Linked DNA regions of Homo sapiens: regions 1 and 2 are each linked to region 3. A link is a loop called in an ENCODE intact Hi-C map of the cell type or tissue named here. Cell type or tissue: GM12878. All regions are shown on one strand.

Evidence for each region. Hi-C counts contacts between places; a loop is a spot of excess contacts. Peaks named below come from ENCODE experiments on the same cell type or tissue, not always from the same donor. Only the 100,000 strongest peaks of a DNase experiment are listed, where the experiment ranks them.
Region 1: it touches region 3 in a loop (7-fold over the local background); 3 of 110 quality-filtered maps call a loop at or near these places.
Region 2: a loop joins it to region 3, with 5 times the contacts of the local background. A loop is called at or near these places in 5 of 110 quality-filtered maps.

Annotation. Positions count from the first base shown.
Region 1 is chr3:140,736,101-140,738,600 of GRCh38, reverse strand. No RefSeq gene overlaps it. Among named protein-coding and RNA genes, the nearest start is that of TRIM42, 59 kb to the right of the region's middle. In GM12878, a CTCF peak has its summit at 1,336 (motif pointing right); no DNase peak of the experiment used is centred here.
Region 2 is chr3:140,862,570-140,865,069 of GRCh38, reverse strand. No RefSeq gene overlaps it. Among named protein-coding and RNA genes, the nearest start is that of SLC25A36, 78 kb to the left of the region's middle. RefSeq lists an enhancer at 1,163-1,212. In GM12878, a CTCF peak has its summit at 1,163 (motif pointing right); a DNase peak (open chromatin) is centred at 1,209.
Region 3 is chr3:140,504,444-140,506,943 of GRCh38, reverse strand. The region is part of intron 8 of CLSTN2 (calsyntenin 2); the gene reads right to left. CLSTN2-AS1 (CLSTN2 antisense RNA 1) reads left to right here. Exons shown (of 2, transcript NR_108084.1): 1 at 1-292; 2 at 779-1,326. Among named protein-coding and RNA genes, the nearest start is that of CLSTN2-AS1, 3.1 kb to the left of the region's middle. In GM12878, no CTCF peak of the experiment used is centred here; a DNase peak (open chromatin) is centred at 1,513.

The sequences.
Region 1 (2,500 bases), 230 kb before region 3:
ATTGTTAATTTCTCAGGGGCTTATGTGCCCACTGTTCTGTCATGGGTCAGGTTCTTGGGCCTGTGGGTGCTTTTTCCATATGGCATAGCATTGACCCAGACATGCAGACACCTTCCTTTTATTAGGTAATTCTCTGACCCTCAGGTTTTGTCAATGTGAGTGTAGCAGCCTTCCTGAGGATTTAGAAGTTTCCTTCTGATGATGCAGACAGTCTACGTTTGAATTAGTCCCACACTTTATCTTTTGGTCACCACATTCAGCGACATTTCCACTCACTCTACTCCACAGAGTCCTGTTCCTGCTCACCATCCCCAGAATTCACCTCTATTTCCTACTTTTTCTTGAGTTTCAGGGTAAAACATATTTTCTCATGCCTAAGAGCTGCTAGATCTAAATCTTCTTGCTATTTTCAGCCTCTCTTAGAACTCCTGGGTGGAACAAGAGCTTCTGTTCATGAAAAGCTTCCTTCATCTCTGCCCTGTGAGCTGCTGTCTCTCTTTTCCCCAGGTCCAGACTTGCTTGCCTACCTGTAGTTGCTGCTGCAGTTTGCAGCCACTCACATCAGTATCTGCTGTTGGAGATCATTTTTCTCTGACAGCATTGGCTTGGCCCTCCCTGCTTGGGGCCTCCAGAACAGCCATCCTTGAGGAGAGAGAGAAGGCATTTCTTTTAAGAGGAGCAGCCAAGAAAAAGTGTGGTGGCAGAACTGACTGAGGGGTGTGCAAGGAACAGTGGGGACTGGGGCTGAGGGACCTGTTGTGTTGAGGGACGTGAGATGGTAGATGCCACAGGGCCCGGCTAGTCTGGAGGGGCTCCATGGTCTATGCAGGGGATAATGGAAGGACTTGTCTTTAGCTTTGGGCCATGCATGGAAAGTAAGGGCTAATTCTTAGGCAAATTTTTGTCTTCAGCCCTAAGCATAGTATCTGGGTCATAGAGGCAAATGATAAATACATGCTAAATAAATGAATAAGCACAGGAACAGGTTTTGTCAACTGTGAAAGAGATTTAAGGCATTAGGGGTTAGGTGGATCCAAGAGGCCATTTTGTAATCCATGGAATCCCACTCTGTAGACATCTACCTTAAGGTCAGCTCTGGGTTAAAAAAGGGCTGTCTCTGCTCCCCACTGGGCAATCCCTGGGGACCAGAGCTGACTGAGCCCACAGGACCTGGACTGGTGAGGCCCATCAGCCTGCAAGCCCCTGAGGGAGTTAGCCTGCTTTATTCAGCATTGTATCTCCAGCCCCAGCACACATGGGGCTTTAGGAGTTCGTGAAATGTGCCCCAAAGGAAATTCTTCCAAATAGAGACTGTTGTGGCCACCGGGTGGTGCCATTGTTCCAGCCGAAGCCCACAGAGCCTACTGGGAAGACCACATTGTTTGGAACTTTGAGTTGAATCCAAGGTTCTTCAACATATCTCTCAGGCTCTAATCTCAATGCAGTATATTCTCATCCCATAACAAGGGGATTAACAACACAATTGTAGTTAATTTGAATTGAGAAAATCTATTTCAGAAAGCAAAATTCCAAGACCATTCTTTCTCTCAGCCAGCCAAGAAGGGCCCAACTTGTTGATAGGGGAAGGTTCTGCACAAACTGGCAAATCGGCTTGCAGGCTGAACTTCCTACACAGCTCACTACTGTGCTGATTCACAGAACTGCAGAACTCACTAAGCATTCCGGCCCCTGTGCACTATCTTGGTACCCATCATAAAGGCAGCTGGAGACAAATACAGGAAGGATCCTCAACCTAAATTCCCATCACTCCTTCCACAGCACTCTTTGCTCGCAAGCTCTTGGTGTAGGATGCGTCTCTACTCTTCTCCATATGTTCATATCCTACCTTTCCTTTAACGTTAATTTCCCAAAGAGGACTTTTGTGTGCCCCCTGCTCCTAAAACCAAAACCTTCTCTGAATCCTGGAAGCACTCTGACCAAATGGGCTCTGAGAAGCAGCACTGTGACCCACATTTTTCTGTACCTGTTGTTTCTTGACTCATGATTAAGGTGGTAATTCCCTTTAGGACAAACTTCATTTTTTGAGTTTGTTGTGTTCCTGCACACAAAAAGCACTCAGTAGATATTTATGGATGTTGAACAGCAAAGTAAAACATACTGCTTCATATTCAAAGGGCTGAGAGATGTTTAATAGCTAAACATAAAAAGAGAGAGTTCCGTGGGTCATTACTCTTGTTCTCAGATAGCTATAGATTATGATTTTAGATTATAATCTGTACACTAGCAGTATGACTTTGTATTATATTATTATTAGAAATAATATTAATAATAAGTGCATTTATTGAGTGCCTAATATATAGTAGTCACTGTGCTGTGCATTTTACATATGTACCTAATTTTTTTCTCAACAACCCTGGGAGGCATTATTTCCATTTTCCACAGGGGGAAGAGTAAGGCTCAGGAAGATTAAGTAAACTGTTCAAGTTTCTAAGTTAATGCTGGCTGAGCTCTGTGGAGTTGACTGTGGGGTTCGAAAACC
Region 2 (2,500 bases), 360 kb before region 3:
TGGAACTAAGGTCATTATGTTAAGTGATACAAACCAGGCAAAGAAAGACAAACTTTGCATGTTCTCACTTATTTGTGGAAGCTAAAAATTAAAGCAATTGAACTCATGGAAATAGAGAGTAAAAGGTAGGTTACAAGAGGTTGAGAAGGCTAGTGGGAAGGGTAATGGGGATGGTTAATGAGTGCAAAAATATAGCTAGAATGAGTAAGATATAGTATTTAATAGCACGACGGGGTGACTACAGTCAACAATCATTTATTGGACATGTAAAAATAACTAAAAGAATATAATTAGATTGTAACACAAAAAATAAATGCCTGTATTATTTGCCTATATCAAAATATCTCATGTAACCCATGAGATACATACATACACACATATACCTGTAGTATGAACCCACACACACACAAAAGATTTCTTCAGCTTAGTTATTCATTCCCCCATCTGTCTTTTCTGCTGCTCCCTGTCTGTTTTTCTAGGATTATCAACTAGTCAGGTATCAGCAGGCTTCACAGGAGGTTTGGGAAGAGGCATGATGGAAAAACCTTTGCCCATACGGCAGCCAGGTCAAGTGTTCAGGTCATGAAACACAGAAAGGGACACCTCAGTTCCTGGGGTCTGTAAGAAAGTGGAAAAGGGAGCAGGGAGTTGTCCTGGCCTGTGGTTCATGTGTGGGGCTATGTCATTCCCTGAGGTCTCAGACCTAAAGGATTAAGTGAAGCTTTCCAGTACAGGAAGTGGAGGAGTTGCAGGAGGTGGCCATAGGTCATGTGCAAAGCCGGTTTTCCACCACCCTAACCCCAAATCCTGTTGGATTTCCACCACGTGCCAGGCTCTTTACACACTTGATGTCTTTTATTCCCCTCAACAACTGTGAGTTGAGAAAATATTATCTCACTTTATGGACGTCAAGGTAAGATAAGTGAAGTGATTTTACCAGGTAAGTAGTAGAGCTTGGTTTTGAACCCAGTAATCTCAGGTGAGGCTTTCCTCTCCTGTTATTGAATTAAATTCAAATAATATTCTTTTTATAATAAGTTTTACTCTAACTTGGTCTTTTGTAACTTCAAGGAAGTTGCCTGCAATTATTCTGTTTTTTTTTTTTTTTAAGTTTCTCTCTTTGAATATTTGATTGAACCAAATTTAAAATTTGCCAGCAGGTGGCGACACAAAACCAATAATTCAGGATACCAATCTCGGCGCTTTCCAGAGGACGGAATGGGACTTGCCACTGTGTCCTTCGCAGGTTGGGTGTCTGGCTTCATTTTGTGATTTCTGGGCTACTAGGCCCTCCACTTCTGCTCCCTGGGGGCTCATTCCGGTTTCTTAAAGTCCTCAGGACAAAGTCCCTACACCCTAGCCCTGTCTCACTTCCTGCCACTAATCTTCTCAGGTGACTTAATTCCCCTCTCCTCTCCACACTCTCCCACACACCCATTGCTTTGTCCCTGCTGGCCCCTCTGCCTGGACAACCCCTTATCCACTCCCCCATCTGGCTATTCTTTTTCATCCTTGGGGACTCAGCTAAAAGGTCACCTATGAGGAGCCCACCCTGCCACTGCCCCCCTGCCAGGCTGTGTGGGGCCCTTTCTCTGTGTGTGTCCCTGTTAGAGCACTGGTGGTCCTGGGGTCCTACTCTTTTTTGCTTGACTGCCTTCCTACTAGACATTCCCCTTGAGGGCAGGGACTGTGTCCTTTCTGTGTTAGGCCATTTTTGCATTGCTATAAAGAAATGCCTGAGGCTTGGTAATTAATTAATTAATTAATTTATTTTTAACTTTTCTTTTAAGTTCAGGGGTACATGTTACATACGTAAGTGGGTGTCATGGGGGTTTGTTGTACAGATTATTTTATCACCCATGTATTCAGCCTAGTACCCATTAGTTATTTTTCCTGATTTTCTCCCTCCTCCCACCTTCCACCTTCCGATAGGTCCCAGTGTGTGTTGTTCTCTTCTACGTGTCCAAGTTTTCTCATCATTTAGCTCCCACTTATAAGTGAGAACATGTGGTATTTTGTTTTCTCTTCCTGTGTTAGTTTTCTTAGGATAATGGCCTCCAGCTCCATCCATGTCCCTGCAAAGGACATGATCTCATTCTCTTTTACGGCTGCATAGTATTCCATGGTGTGTATGTACCACATTTTCTTTATCCAGTCTCTCATTGATGGGCATTTAGGTTGATTACATGTCTTTGTTATTGTGAATAGTCCTGCAACGAACATACACATGCATGTGTCTTTATAATAGAATGATTTATATTCCTTTGGGTATATACCCAGTAATGGCATTGTTGGGTCGAATGATATTTCTGTCTTTAGGTCTTTGAAGAATCGCCACCCTGTCTTCCACAATGTTTGAACTAATTTACACTCCCATGAACAGTGTATAAGTGTTCCTTTTTCTCCAAAACCTTGCAAGAATCTGTTATTTTTTGACTTTTTAACAATAGCCATTCTGATTGGCGTGAGATGGTATCTCATTGTGGTTTTGATTTGCATT
Region 3 (2,500 bases):
AAAGTAAAAAGAAACAGGTGAATTTAATACTGTACTTTAGTCCAATATAGCCATTTATCATTTCAACATGTAATTAATATTAAAAATTATTACATTTTACATTCTGTTTTTGTACTCTTTCCAATCCATCATGATTTTACCCTAGCAGCACACTTCAATTTGGACTAGCCACATTTCAAGTGCTTGACAGTCACAGGTGACTAATGGCTCTCCTATGGGTTATAGCCCAGCTCTTGACTCTTTGATCCACAAGGATAAGAACCACATCCACTTCCACATCTCCAGGTATGAGGTAGGTGCACAACAAATGTTGGTCACAAATGAGAGCGTGGAGGGGAAGTGGATCGATGAATGGTGGTCATGTTCTGCAGAGCCCCACCTGTCCTCCCAGGCTCTTACTCTGTTACTGGGCACCGAGCCTTTTAGCCACAACGGGATCAAATCCTGGGTACCTAGTGCTAAATTACCATCCCAAAGAGAAGGTGAGGGGAGGGCTTGAAGGACCCTGGGGTTCCAGGGCAGCATCATAAGGAGGGGAGTGTGACGAAAGAGAGGCAGGGGAATATTCATGCTGTGTAAAGGAGAAAAAGAAATGATCCCAGAGGACTCAGGCAAAGAGAAGAATGGGCAGAAGGAGGGAGGCATCTCCTGACATGGCTTTCCCTGCTTCTTAAGGACTTGCCAGGGGAAGCAAAGATTAATGGGAGGAATGAGAGAGAGAATACTTCATGCAAAATGTTTCTTTCCATGCTTAATTTCTCCTTTCATTCTTTCCTAGGCAGATAAATAGCAGAGAGTGATTACACAAAACTCTTCTCACCACGGATTCCGGCATTTGTGGGCAGCTGCAGAAGAGTAGGTGGGAGGATCTCCCAGATTATGAGGCCAGTTTTTCTGTGGCTCAGAGACTGCCAGTGACTCGCTCAAGATAAAACAGCTTGTTAGTGGCAGGGATGGAGCCCAGAAATCCTGTTTCCTGTCCTCAGGAGTGTGTGTTCGAAAGAAGTTCTTGGCAAAGGTGAGAATAAATCATAGGCTCTTTGAAGAGGACTCCAGTGTATTAAACAAATAGGTTGCTGAGATGCAGTTAACTACTCAGTAATGTAGTTGAAGAAAATTAATTTTTCATTCTGCCACTCAGAATATCGAGGCTGGCCATCTGTAAACACAGCCTGTCTCTAGGAGAACAGAGGTGGAATCCTCCTTGCAAGTTTAAAAAAATAACAGAGTAATCTCAGTGGATGTCTTAAGAGAAACATAATTATAATTTAGTTGACATATCTCATATCTCAGTGATGGTAAATAAACCTTCCCTAAATAATTCAATTATAAATGTTGCTCCTTTGGAGAAGTGAACTGAACTGGTCTTGAATGGAATTGGGTAAGTGTTTCCACATACAAAAAAACAGCACGTGCTGGCGAGAAAGCATGTCCCACATCTCAGAGCTCACTGGGGACTGCCTCAGCTACTGGCTCTGTAAACCAGCAGCTCTATGGTAACGGGACTCTCCTTCAACCACATGGCTGCCTGTGTGTGTATCTGATTGCTCTGTGGGGGAGTGGCAGAGAAGAACAATGTGCATTTATAATGGAGCCCCAGTACAGACCTTTCACCACAGGGACTTCCCAGACCAATCTTGTTCTGGTGGAATTCAGAGCCACTGAATGAAATTAAAGGCCATCAGTGGGGTCATGCCATGAACATCACATCATTGCTCTAGAAAAGACAAACCCATTCCAGCCACATCTGGACCACCTGCTCCCCTTGTAGAATGATTTCTGCAGAAGGGCCAATTTGCATTTCACAGGGACCTCGAGAGAAGGCTTGTCAACAGGTTGTCTCAGCTTGGAATTCCACAGCAAAAAAAAAAGATACTTTCTTTGAACTACGAGTCAGTCTGTTAAGTTTGGGGGAATTTGTAGAAATATTTGAAGAACAGTTGCAGTTTTAAATCCATTAGGATATCTAAGATCTTAAGCACAGGCTGTTACGGATATTTGCCAAGCGGAATTTTCACTTGAGTTTTGGTCTCATATAAAGCTCTGGAAACTGATTGAAATCCAGTAATACTCTTTCCCCTCCCCCAAAAAATCAAAACAAAACAAATGCCACAAACACAAAAGCGTTCCTCCTACCACCTTTCTCTGGCTCTGGAGAGAAGGTGGAATAGTCCTTATACTTTCATGCTAGGTTCTGATTAATCACCTAGGATAGACTTTGTGAGTGCCAATTACAGGCAAAGCATGTGCTGGTTCCAAGCTTTGGTGTGACTGTGGATGTAAGAAAATGTGAATATAAATGGCCTCCCTTGTTTACTGAGATCAGTGTGGCTCATTCTTCCTGATGACTTCCATCCAACCTGCACTGTTCAGGAACCAGATTATACAGTCTTAGAACAAGACTGGGAAGGCCTCAGAGTCCAGGACTCTGTTTTGGTCTTCTCTTGTTCCCCACTATGGCTCTCAAATACAGGGCTAGGGGCATAAAAATGCAGAGTGT